Linked DNA regions of Homo sapiens: region 2 is linked to region 1. A link is an interaction called in ENCODE POLR2A ChIA-PET data of the cell type or tissue named here. Cell type or tissue: OCI-LY7. All regions are shown on one strand. Each heading gives the region's core, and the rest is flanking DNA. Links, peaks and the distances in the headings are about the cores only.

Region 1 (6,763 bases), core at 1,219-6,218:
TAAATAAGAAAAAGCCTTTTCCCTGCTAAAGATTATGCCTTTGACCATTTATTCAAATGGACTAAAGAGGGAACTCAGTGAAAACTCCAAGAAACATAGTATAGGCTTTTCCCGAAATTACATAGTATTTGGCTCCACAGTAAATTAGTGAAACCTTATTAAAATCAGTTGGACAAAAACTCTCTAGATACAGAAATACCAAAGTGACATTTATAAATATGGTTTGGTTAAAACTGACATTTTTGGGGGACTTTCTGGACATATTACATTTAAAAACAATGAAGAATTTATCTAAAATAAGTGTTAACTCAGGAGTCTATAGACAAAGATATGTCATACAACTTAACAATGTAAAGTGATATGTGGAATCACTTTCTCTTCGACCTTGGCTATCTCTGCACAAATAAATGGGCTTAATTCAGGCAAACAATGTGTTATTTGAAGTAAGAAGGTAAAAAGAAATTCAGTTAGTAACGGATCATTTGACTCAAACTGACATTTAAGGTATCTCAATTCAACCATTTGTTTTTCTTCATATTCAACTCCGTATGTATACGCACCCCAGGTTTTTCTTTTGCAGAAGAAGGAGTTAAAAATAAGGCATTAAAATATAGAGGATGATATTTCTACACCATTGATTATTTAAATCTGTGGCTCTATATAAAAGTAGCTTTTTTTTTTTTTTTTTTTGAGATGAAGTATCGCTCTTGTTCCTCAGGCTGGAGTGCACTGATGCGATCTCAGCTCACTGCAACCTGCGCCTCCCAGGTTCAAGCAATTTTCCTGCCTCAACCTTCCGAGTAGCTGGGATTACAGGCACCTGCCACAGCCTCCCGAGTAGCTGGGATTACAGGCACCTGCCACAGCCTCCCGAGTAGCTGGGATTACAGGCACCTGCCACTATGCCCAGCTAATTTTTGTATTTTTAGTAAAGACAGGGTTTCACCATGTTGGCCAGGCTGGTCCCAAACTCCTGACTTCAGGTGATCTGCCTTCCTCGGCCTCCCAAAGTGCTGGGATTACAGGCGTGAGCCACTGCGTCCAGTTTAAAAGTAGCTTTTTAAGAGAGAACACCCTTAGCCATCTCTGGCTGAATTGGAGGTTATGTTGTCCCAGGTTAGTATAAGTCTTTCTTTGTACATGATAACTATTACAGGATTTATCTCCTGAAATTTAATGCTTCTCTTTGACATTCAGGATTAACATGTATAGAACCACCCTTTTCATCTCTATCCCCTTTCTCTCCTACAGCTCTGATTTAAAATAAATTGGAACCAAAACATACCCAGGTGATTATGAGAGCGATTCCAACATACTTTAAGAGTAAGGTCCCACAGCTGCAACTTCAACTTGCCTATTTATATTACATTAGACACCCATCAGAGGTGATTGAACATTGGCAGAAAATTAATCAACTCTGTTCCATTAAATGGTCAGTTTGCTGCAGCTCAGGAAAGCTGGCCCCATTTCCTTCGTGTCTCATTATGTTCTCATCTGAAACTTGTATAGTTTTCATTCGGATTGTTGCAATTTAAAATACTCTGATAAATGCCTAGTTGTGTCCGTATTATTTACGGATCACCCTGGTTAAGATACTGAGTGAACTAAATTTGCAATGCAGAAATCATTGCACAGGTAGAAATCATAATGAATTGCAAAAGTAGTGAGGATCTTCAGGGTGCTTTGGGTCTTCCCACCTCTAGCTTTCTTTAGCAATACACTTCTTTTGGCACTTTACAATATGTGTATGTATGTGTAATAGATAGCCATCTATTTATAAACTAGGGTACTTGTTTTAAAAACCTGATTTAGATTAAGAATAAGATTAGCTGGCTTTAAAGCTCTTATACATAAGTACCTCACATGGTTAACAATCACTGTGGGCTAGCTCTAAGTCTGGAATAATCTGTGATTTAGAACCTTCCTCTTGCTGTATTCTGACTTAATCTGCTCAGTTCTTTGCTTTTTCCATGTCCACCTACACACCACTGTCCATTTTCCTGCAACCTTTTTGCTGTCAGTCAAGTGACAGCCTTGGATAGAATCTTTGTGTGCCAAGACCTCCTGAGGCCCAGCACCACATTTAGATGGAAAAAGCGAGGGGTGGCAGAAACACAAGGGATTCTTCAAACGCTGGGGGTGGGAGACTATTAGTGGGAGGTTTTTGGTGTATAGCTCCTTCAGAAACTGCTTTCTCAAACACACACAAAAATGCAAACACATATACCAAACCCCCACATCTGCAGCCTAGCACCAGTGTAATGTAAAATCATCCTGGAAGTCAACCATTCCAAGACTTGTTGAGGCAAAGAATAAAGCACCCTTGCTGTACTTTAACAGGGGTTGGAGCCCAAGAATAGCCCTAGTTTCTATCCTAATGTGAGTGATCCGATGTGTCTAGATTTCCCTTTCTTGGATTGACTGACTCTTAGCTGACCTGTAAGTACTAACATCTCTTCCTAAAATTACTTGGGAACATTTGTTTTTGCTAATTGGAGAGAAGCAGGAGGAATGTTCTGCTTATTACTTTGTACAGGTTTCACCCTGTATAATTTAATGTCTTAATATTGAAGGGAGGTTGCATCTTATAATACGAAGCCACACTTTTAAGACCTTTCTATTTGTAACAGTGCATTACTTCCCTGAAAAGTCAGATAGGTCATTAATACAAATTAGGTTTTGATCTCTAGAAAAAGAGCCTGAATTGAGGCATAGGCCTTATTTTTATTACTTTGTTTTTAGTTGGTGCCATCTGCATTCTGATTATAGAGTCTCTTAAATTTGACTTCATATTCCTGATCAGCTAAAGTTACAGGATCTTTATACAAAATGTTCCAAGTTTTTTCACTAAAACTACCAGCAACCTGATATTCTCTAAAAATAAAGAGATTATTTTCACCTTGTCATTAGAAATAAAATATATTTGCTTCTGTCTCAATTAAGGCACATGTCACCTGAAATATGTAATACGTTATAAGATAATAATATACTAAAATGAACTTTTTACATTAGCCATACTCAAGTTTTACTTTTCTTGTGTTTCTATTTCTGGGTTTCTTTTATTGGAGATAAGAAGGTATGAAAGTAAAAACTGTGAATGATATAAATTTGAATATTATGGTTTATCTACCTATATAAATTGTCTGTTTTGCCGTCTGTCTCTTACAACAATTGAGTTTCTCATCTAGCAAGGCAAAAGGCAAGCAGCAGTAGTTATTCAGGGGCAAGAGTATAACCAATAAACCTGAGCAAATAACTTTATAACCCTGGAGCTTATTTGAGATGTTAACACAGATGCTTGGCAAATCCATGGGGAATGTTTGGCAAATGTTTGATTCACCAATGCCTTAAACTTGTTAAGCATAAAGCTAATAATTACCAAGAAAATAATTTTGTGATTTTTTTTCTGAACATAATCTCTAAAAACAGTGCTTCTTTTTAATACTTAGTATAAAAATAGAAAAGGCTATGAAATGCAAAGAAGGCAAGAAGGCTGGGAAATTATGTGCACACACACACACACACACACACGACTGAAGTGTGGCAAAGATAAAGCTTTTAACATTTAAAATTAAAGCCATATTATTGATTACTCAGTTTACACAGATTCTTTTTCAAAGATAATTTACATATTTATAATTCTGTAATATGTTTTGCTATTCGTATTCTGATAAAACACATGCAGAATTTAAATCTAGTATCATTTAGTGTTCAACTTTTTTGACGGTTGATTAATTTTCAAAATGATGAAATTGTTGAGAATAAATGAAATAGTACTCGGAATTAGTATTTTAAAGCTCTGGAAACTCCCAATAAATTATACTTGGTTATGGATAGATATTGGCTTTTAGTAAGTTGTCTTCTTTAGTAAGATAAAGCCAAGAATAATATTGGTCTTTAGAATTCAATTTGGGTTGGTTTGGTGTATTTCAATACAAAGTGTACCCGGAGATTATCTGTACAAATATCACACATGTGCACACACAGGCACAAACTCACACAAACCCAGAAATACTCTGCAAGCCACAGAGGTTCATTATTTCCAAAGAATATGCCTGCTAAGTAATACTTCTTAGCTTCTAACTCAGAATAAAAGCAATTTATATAAAGGAGGGGGAAGGATGTTGGTTATTAAAGAAAAAATAGACTTAATTAAAGTCAGCACCTGTATACAATTGCCTCTTTAAGCCTCAAGATAAGTTATTGATTTTCTTTTTTAAATCCATATTATTAAATTTCTCTTTAATTCTTTCTTTACCGTGGAATACATATATTTTTTTTCAATGTATGTTCAGTGTATTTCATTTGGGAAATAATAATCATAAAAATAAGTTTCTGAATGTATACAGTATAGAGGGATATTTCCCTATATATATTTTCATAAATGATTAGTCTGTAACTAATCCATGAAATAAAATTAAAGTAGCTGATGGTGAAAAATTTCCCAAAACTTTGGGAGGTTTACTTTTTTTCTGTGCTCACATAGAATTTGCATTGACTTTCTTTATGGGGTCCAATCATTATAGCCATTGAAGGAACAAATTTAGATTTTCATGAAGTTACTTGCTTGCTGCCACACGAAAGTGAATGGACTTGTGTTATATCATATTGGACAAATGTGCCCACTTCTGTAAACAGGATATCTCATTACATTTCCTATTGTCTCTGCAGTCAACTTTGGGTTTCAGGAGCTTGAGGACTGTTTTCCAAAGCTGCAGACATTTGCTGCTGCTTCTAGCTGGTTATTTGCCCCCAACAAAGAGAGGAAAGGCATAAATCCCCAAACAAACACAAATAGCTTAGCTGATTGTTAGCAACTGTGCTTAAAAGTTTGATGGTTTTGAATAGCCAATTGGTGGTTAAAATGAGGTTTAGAGAAGCTAGGGCTATTCCATTTTTACCTTTGTTCTCACTTTTTCCAGGAATCAAAGATAATTTAAAATTGGCTGAACTTTAAAAATATTCTCAGAATTAAGCATTATCTAAAAATTGATTTCTTCTTGGATATGGCATAGAAGACTCACACACAGATGTAATGTTGGCGGTTTTGACCATTTGAGAGTAGCCTTGATTGCCCATGACATGTGATTTGTAACTTTATTGAGACTCACATTTGATTTCAGTGCTTTAAGGCCAAAATAGGGGAGGCAATCATTTGGAAGACCCTCATTGATCATTTGAATTCAGCTCTTCTCAGCTCTCATGTTCTCTGCTTCTCATCTCGCACACAGTAATTCTCTTTACTTTTATTACATTCTAGGAGGGAAATGTATGTCTACATGAGAGTTTCAGTTTCTTCATCTCTAAAATGGGGCTAACAATAGTGACTAACTCAGGACTGTTTTAAGAACTAAGTGAGACACTCTATATAAAGTCATAAACAGAGTGCTTGACACAAAATAATTGGTTGCTGTTAATATTTTTGCACCTTAATTTGTGATTCAATGGGTGAAGTCACAGGTAATTACAGTAAATCGTTAAAAAAAAGAACCATACATTTTTATTATTTAATATAATTGAAAGTTTTTTAAAAGAGTCTCACAAGTACTTTTCTACTGAAGAGTACTGTTCCCATTTGTCATTAGTCTTTTTTCTTTGTTCTTTTATTATAAATTGACAATTTATAATTGTATATATTTATGGGGTACAAAGTGATGTTATGACTTATGAATACAATGTGGAATAATTAAGTTAAGTTAATTAACATATCTATCAGCTCAAATGCTTATCATTTTTTGGGATGAAAACATTTGAAATTTACTCTTGTCGTAATTTCAAAATGTGCAATACATTATTATTAATTATATTAACCATGCTATGCAATCAATTAAAGAAAACACTTATTCCTCCTGTCTAACTGAGATTTTGTACCCTTTGTCAAGCACTTTCTTTTCTTTTTTTTTTTTTGATACAGAGTCTTGCTCTGTCACCCAGGCTGGAGTGCAGTGGCACGATCTTAGATCACTGCAACCTCTGGCTCCCAGGTTCAAGCGATTCCCCTGCCTCAACCTCCAGAGTAGCTGGGATCTCAGGCACACACTACCACACCTGGCTAATTTTTGTATTTTTAGTAGAGACGGGGTTTTACCATGTTGGCCAGGCTGGTCTCGATCTCCTGGCCTCAAGTGATCCACCTGCCTTGGCCTCCTAAAGTGCTGTGATTACAGGCGTGAGCCACCGCGCCTGGTCTCAACATTTTCTCATTCTCTCCACCCCCCAGGCTCTGTAACCATCATGCTACCCTTTGCTTCTATGAGTTTGATTGTTTTAGATTCCACCTATGAATGAAAATATTCAGTATTTGTTTTTCTGTGCCTGGCTTATTTTACTTAGCATAATGTTCTCCAATTCCACCCACAATGTTGCAAATGACAGAATTTCCTTCTTTTTAAGGGCTGAATAGTATTTCATTCTGAATACATGCCACATTTTCTTTATCCATTCATCTATTGATGGACACTTAGGTTGATTCCATAACTTGGGTATTGTGAATAATGTTGCAATGAAGATAGGAGTGCAGACATACTGATTTCAAACCTTTTGGATAAATACCCAGAAGTGGGATTTCTGGATAACATGGTAATTCTAATTGCAGTTTGTGAGGAACTTCCATACGGTTTTCTATAATGGCTATACTAATTTATATTCCCACCAACAGTGTAAAAAGGTTCCATCTTCTCAACATTGTTATTAGTCTTACCAGAGACGGCTGCAATGTTAGTCCATCGGGAATCATCTCCTTCCCATGCACTGTCTCTTTCAG
Region 2 (6,763 bases), core at 809-5,808, 440 kb before region 1:
ACTGAAATTCATCAATGTGAATGATTTTAAATTGCTTCATATTTACTCACATCCATTGCCAGAAAGGTTTTAGGGATAACTAGCTCACAGAGATAAAACAAACAAAAAAAAACAAAGAGAAAGCAATACAATTTATTGTCCATTAGCAAAAGCCTTATTTCAGTTGGAAAGCTGAATGTCCTAGCAGGTGGCTCTTCCAGAAAGAAAACCACAATAACAACTAATCCACAATTAAATTAAAATGAGATCTTCATTAATATATAAAGCTAGGGCTGTCCATCACTGTCACTTATTTTACTCTGAGCTGTTTGATATCTAAAGACTACTTGTGTAAACCGAATTGATAACCAGGTCATTATACCAACTAACTGGGGCAATCACGCTCCCTGATCCCATTGTTTATGGCAGAGACTTATGGATACTCCTTCAAATCTATATCGTCTTATTTATCCTGAGCACACAGCTAGACTACATTTCCCAGGCTTCATTGCAGTTAGTTATTGCTACAGACTAAATACTAACTAGTCAATGCAAAGTGAGTAAAAATGAAATGCATCACTTTCAGGTACGGTCCATTGAAACCTCCTGCTAACCATGCCCACATTTCCCTCTTTCTGGCTAAAAGAATAGAGACAACCTCAGGGTAACCTTAGAAACTACATGGTGAAGATGGCTGCACTTCTCTAATCCTGAGTTCCTGAATGCCTTTGTAGAGGTCAACAATTTCACCAACCTATTTATCTATGTATCTGCCTTGTTATGTGAGCAAGAAATAAACTTCTATTATATTGAATCATAATACATTTGGTGGTCAATCTGTTATGGAAATTATTCTGCTCTATGAATACACTGAAAAGAAACAGGTTTTCTCTATCAATCACCACCCCCAGAAGTGAAAGAATTATAAAAGCAACCAATATCAAAGTGGGTACTCAGCATATACATAATCCTTCAGTTGTTTTTATCTTAGAATTCCTTATCCTTACAACACTTTCAGACCAAATTTAGAAATTTTCCATCAGCATTTGTTTTCTCACATTTTATAGTGCCTCAATACATATTACACTGAGCATTATTTAAACTAATACTAAGATAATTATTCATAATCATTTCCACATTTCTGTGATCAATCCTAAGAGTTGCTTCCTTAAAAATTTTGCAACCAATACGTGTTTTAAGAATCTTTATACTCTTCCTTCACTCCATCTGATGAATTACTTGAAAGCAGGGACAAAGTATTTTATCTATGAATGTCCAGTACATAGAACAATGCCTGGCATATAGGGGAGCACTCAGCAGGTATCAAGCTCCCTGCAATTAGAGAAGCATAGCCATAGGAAATATATTTTATTATTAACTCAACGTTTCTATACTTTTAGTCAATCAATGCCATATAATGTATATAAAATGGTCACACAGTAATAATGCAAACTTTAAATTTATGCCTAGTGTTCCATTATTGGAATGCTAAGCATGTTGGAGTTATTTATATCCTACTGCTCAAGGTCATCCCCAAGGTCTGATTTTGCAGTTCAAAAAATTGCAAACTCAGGGATAAATGGATTAAAGAACAGGATAAATGAAACAAAAGAAATGGCCTCTCCTCTTAATAATAATCTCCAGGAAAGGCACAACACCATAGTGGTACTGATTTGCAGGAGGCAACCCCAGTAAAGGGCATGAGCCAAATGGAGGAAGATTCTAGCCTCCTCTGGTTTTGTGCCCAGTGTATTTGCACACCTTGCTAGTTCTAGTGTTGTTCTTAAAGGCTATTTTAAGACTCAGCAGCTGTAAGTCTTTTTTTTTTTTAAAGAAGCTTTTCTAAGCCTTTTTGTTGCACAAAGAAAAAGCTGTTTCTCAAAAAATAAAGAGTTGCTGAAAGCCAGAAGCTTTTGATTTAATAGAAAACTCCAAACTCATCAATTTTAATCAATGCTTAATTGGGAAATCTCAGGATCTTAGGTTTTGTATATTTCTTAACATCCAATGTTTTGAAGATTATTTAATTAAATCAGCTAACCTGAAAAAGAAATAATAAAGAGTCAAGGAGAAAATACAGAGAAATGTCTCAGGGCTTACATAGAGGATTCTTTTATTCATTGCAAAAGCTGCAGGTTCACAGGCCTGTAATCCAAGGAAAATTAGTTCATTCATCTTTAACCATAGGCATAGATGTGCCTCTCATATTTTTACCCTACGTACACTAATTCATAACTGTCAATCAACTTTTAAAACCTTGATTATGTCTGATGGTCTTGGTGAGGTTAGCTGGCCACATTATAAAATCCTACTAAAAATCATTATATTTCCTTCAATGTCAATGCTCACCACCTAAATGGAATCTTCATTTCAAATTCATACTCCCTGTTCACTACAAGTCAATATGAGGGGTTTTGTAATTATTGTGAAAGTAATATACACTTATATGAAAGTTTTTAGAGAAGAGAAATAACCAATTTCAATTAGTAAAGCAATTGAAATTCATAAGTTTCCTTAATCTTCTTGAAAGTTTTAGTAGTTTATGTTCCTTATTTAATATGGCAGAAAATTTATTCACTAACTTCTAAAACATTTCGGATTTTGTACAGGAGCTCAGCCTTGACTACAAATGACTTGCACATCTACTCCAACTGTTCAACTTAGTGACTACATGCGGATGTCACTGTATTTTCAATCTGCTTTTGAAAGCAAAAGTTATCATGCTTGACCTTGTATTATGTACACATACTGTTTTATTTTTTGTTTGATGAGGTTTTACTACTGTTTCTTTGTTTAATAAAAAATTTATCTCTAACATTTTGTGTTAGGTGATTAAAAATTACATCTCCTAGTTTCACATTTTAAAATCTGTAAGTTGTAGAATAAAACATTTCCCTCTTACCCCTTTTTCTAATCCATTGTCCCCACTTCCCAGGTACCTGCTACGATTCATTTCTTGCATATTCTTCCAGAGCTTCTTTGTGCACATACAAACAAATGCAAAATACCTATTATTATTTCTGCATTTTTGACATGAATGTTCACAGGCTCTACATACTCTTTGGTATCTTTATTCTCATCCTTATGAAGGAACACTTTGAATATTACTCATAATATCTGAAACTTTCTCCTCCAGATATTTTTAATAACAAAATTATTTAAAGAAGAAGAAAACAATGAAAAGCAAAACACTGTATAAAAGGCAAAAAAGGAAGTGAAATTCTAATGTTGAGACAGAGCAAAAAAACTCTTGGCAGGCAGGCACCTACACGATGATTCCGCCTCTTCCACCAGCTGCTGGCTCCCTTAGATGAACCACCAAGGTTAATTTTTTAAATTAAGGTATAAACAAGAAGCACATTTGTTAAAAAGCCATCTAACAAATATTGGATGGGCATCTACCTACTTTGTAACAGTCCACTGCTAAGGAAGATTACAGTAGAATAAATGGAAAATCTCTTCTCACAGAGTTTATATTCTAGTGGGAGGAGTTGAATTACTTGAGATGGGTGGTGAGGGAAGGTCTCTGTGTGGGCAATATTTCAGCTAGTTCATCGGGAGACCTGTGGGCAGATAGTGTCTGGTGAAAAGAATCATGAAAGTTAAGGAGACAAATAAAATGGCAGCAGTGCTTAGGAAACAAGATTGAGAAGCAGGCACTGTCCAGCTCTGATAGGAATTGTGGTTCTTGTCAAGGAGGTAGATTCTTTCACAAGCGTGATGGGAAGCCATTGGATGTTTTTAAAGCGGGAAATGACATGTCCTTATTTTCTCTAGGATCATGTTCATAAATGAACTCCTTATGATACTTTTGGTAATTGAGTTTTCATGTACAGGATTTGAGATAGAAAAAGAAAGTCTTATTAATGTGACTTTCCCAAGAACCTGTAGAGAAGGCAAGACTCACATCACCTTTCCCTTATAAATGCTGATGAAATTTAACAATCTAACCTCTATCCCCTCCATCGTCAGGGCCTCTCTGATTGTTTCATAAAATGCTGTAATCCAATCATGTTTGAATCTTGGCATCTGCTATGATCAGTCATTTTGACTATCACAGTAACTCTTTATCCATTAGCTTTTCAGATAGGGAAAATTAAGCTGTAAACTTATAGATCAATAGAAATGATCTAGAGGTTTATGTCTCATATTCTACAGAAATTGATATACTTATGGTGATTTAAAAAACTCAGTGGTTCTCTAAGAACCAAGAGTCACATTATTGAATCAGATCTCTTTAGAAAATCTAAACTTTTCTATTTTACTACATATCTAGCAAATAAAAGATATCCATGAAATAAAGTGTAGGGATTTTATTCCTAGGAAAGGATGATTTTCAGTTTGCTGATAAGATAAACATTACTGGAATATGCTTGTGTTGATAATAAAGATATGCCTCCATAAGTCAGTCTAGAGCAAAAGGACCCAAAGGCATGTATTCCTCAAGACAAAAAACAATTCAAACTATTTTCCAATAATGGGAGATTTATTTATCATCTCTGAATTTCTATTAGTTTGCTAATGATAGCATTTCTTCTGCCAAATAGTGTAGCAATTAAAAGCATTAAGATAAGTTAAGGTAAAATCTGTACATGTACATGTATACCCTTCTCTTCCAAATATTAGATTATGTTTTTAGGTAGAAGATCAAATTGAATGCAATGCTTCATTCATAAGGCAGTATGGCAATGTAGTTATAGAAACCAATAATTTCTAGTCCTTGACATCTGCAAGGCTGTGTATGTGTATGTATTCACTCATTTAAGCTGATATTGTTTCTACTATGACTCGCACACTGTGGTAAGCACTGGAGCACAGCAGTGAATGAGACAGACAAGACCCCTACCACCATGTGGCTTACATTCTAGCGAAACCACATTATGAAATGTATTGCTCATGCAAATTGCACATGTACATTTGTCCTATATTTCTTTTCATTCCATACTTAAAATTAAAATACTTCAAAAAAATTGTAGTCATCATTCTACCCCACTTTAGTTTGATAGGCTCCAATCTCTTAAGAATGAAAAGATATGTAGGCTTATAATAGTTGATAAATACATTTTTAAAGAATATGTTCAAAAATTTTGTAAGTATCTAAAAATGTCCAAGCAAGAAGTTCAGTGGATTTAAAATATCTTGAGATGTTCCCCCTCCCTGCTCCTCCATTTGTGTTTTTTTAAAAAATTCCTTACATAGACATATCTATAAGTATATATGGAACAAGATAATGACTATTTTTATATCAGGTACGAAAAGCATAAAATTAAATCCCTAAAGACAAGCACCATTTTCATGGATTTGTTACAGTTTTAGAGTCATGTTTAACAGTTTGTTTTTTAACCTGTTTGTGCTCCCTATTCTTCCCTTACTGTCACCTTTTCTCAAAGGTGAGGTAGGAGGAGAGAAGAAATACAAAAGATGTGGTGTTTTTTTTTTCCTTTTTAAAGAAAAAAGATGAACCTTTTTCCATGACAATGACTTATCTGGCCTCAGTCTAGACCACCCTATAAACAAAATGATCAATTGATTCTAACGGCAATAAGATTTTTCTCTGGCCACTGAGTCTGATCTCAATGTATCACTCGATCAAAACTTCCAAAACAATTATTGAATTATAACAGGTACTGGTCTTAGGTCACCACAGCCTACAAACTCAACTCCATCTGCATCTTCACCACAGATGCCATGAGAAATGTGGAGTCCACACGTTAGATTTCCAGTTCCTACACTACTTGATGTTATATTGAGAATATATATATATAAATATACATGCAAACGCAAGCTGACTTTCCTTCAGAACGGTAGCTAAATACGTGACACAAACCAGTATTGGTATCATAAATAGTAACATGACTAGAAACTTCTCCAACACTCAAAGCAGCAGAGGAATTCTTATTCAAAGGCGTGTCTTAATGTCCTCAGACTTTTCAGATGACCTCCAAATGCACTGTGAATTATTGAAGAGGAGGCCTTCCCCAGTTTCCTAATGAGTCAGGGTCAGGTATCAGCAGGATTAAGAGTAGAAGGGCAGAGAACCTGAAAAACTACAACAGCAACACACTATCAAACCAAATTCTTTGGAGAAAACAATAAGGATGCAGGTATAAGTCACTACCAACTATTCATGTCTATCAATTTTCTTAATCTCCCTATACCCAGTTTAGAAAAATACTTTCCCATCAATCAAAATAGATCACTTAATCCATTCATATGCATGGGAGTTTGCTCCTTGACTTGGAAAGAAGAGAGAAGGATCTGGTGATGAGAGATTAGGAGAGGAGTGAGAAGGTTTAGACTTCATCTCTCACTGTGAATGGCGGAATTGTTCTAACTAACTACAGTAAGAGGAAAGCAGAGGCCAACGTTAATAGTGTTACTCAGAGATTTCATGTAGAACTAGTTAGAGGGTCATCTCTAGGGTCTTTAACTGAGTGTGGAAGAACACAAATCTCTTTCAGTCTTGCATATGTCCTGTGATAACTGAGTACCTAGAGTTTGGGAAGCTTTGGGGGCACCCAGGGACATTGGAATTACCAGCACCATGGCCATGGAGAGTTTCCTAAAGAGTGTCAGTAGGGATGAACACGTGGAAGATAAAGCCAGAGATAGTACTAGGACCAAGTCAGTGACTCCTGCTGCCAGAGAAAGCACGAGGGCCAAGTCAGTGACTTCTGACGCCAGACCACCTTGGGGTCCATGTGAAGTATTCCTTTACGTGCATCCCAAAATAACAAGGGGGCCTTTGCATTTCAGGCAGGCCTAAAATGCAAAGACCTACTGT

What was found. ChIA-PET counts read pairs that join two places held together with the same protein. Peaks named below come from ENCODE experiments on the same cell type or tissue, not always from the same donor. Only the 100,000 strongest peaks of a DNase experiment are listed, where the experiment ranks them.
Region 2: POLR2A ChIA-PET joins it to region 1 with 5 read pairs; 2 of 35 experiments call an interaction of 5 or more read pairs at or near these places.

What each region holds. Positions count from the first base shown.
Region 1 is chr2:221,578,928-221,585,690 of GRCh38, forward strand. No RefSeq gene overlaps it. Among named protein-coding and RNA genes, the nearest start is that of EPHA4, 10 kb to the left of the region's middle. In OCI-LY7, for the core only: no CTCF peak of the experiment used is centred there; no DNase peak of the experiment used is centred there.
Region 2 is chr2:221,134,353-221,141,115 of GRCh38, forward strand. No RefSeq gene overlaps it. Among named protein-coding and RNA genes, the nearest start is that of EPHA4, 430 kb to the right of the region's middle. In OCI-LY7, for the core only: no CTCF peak of the experiment used is centred there; a DNase peak (open chromatin) is centred at 3,249.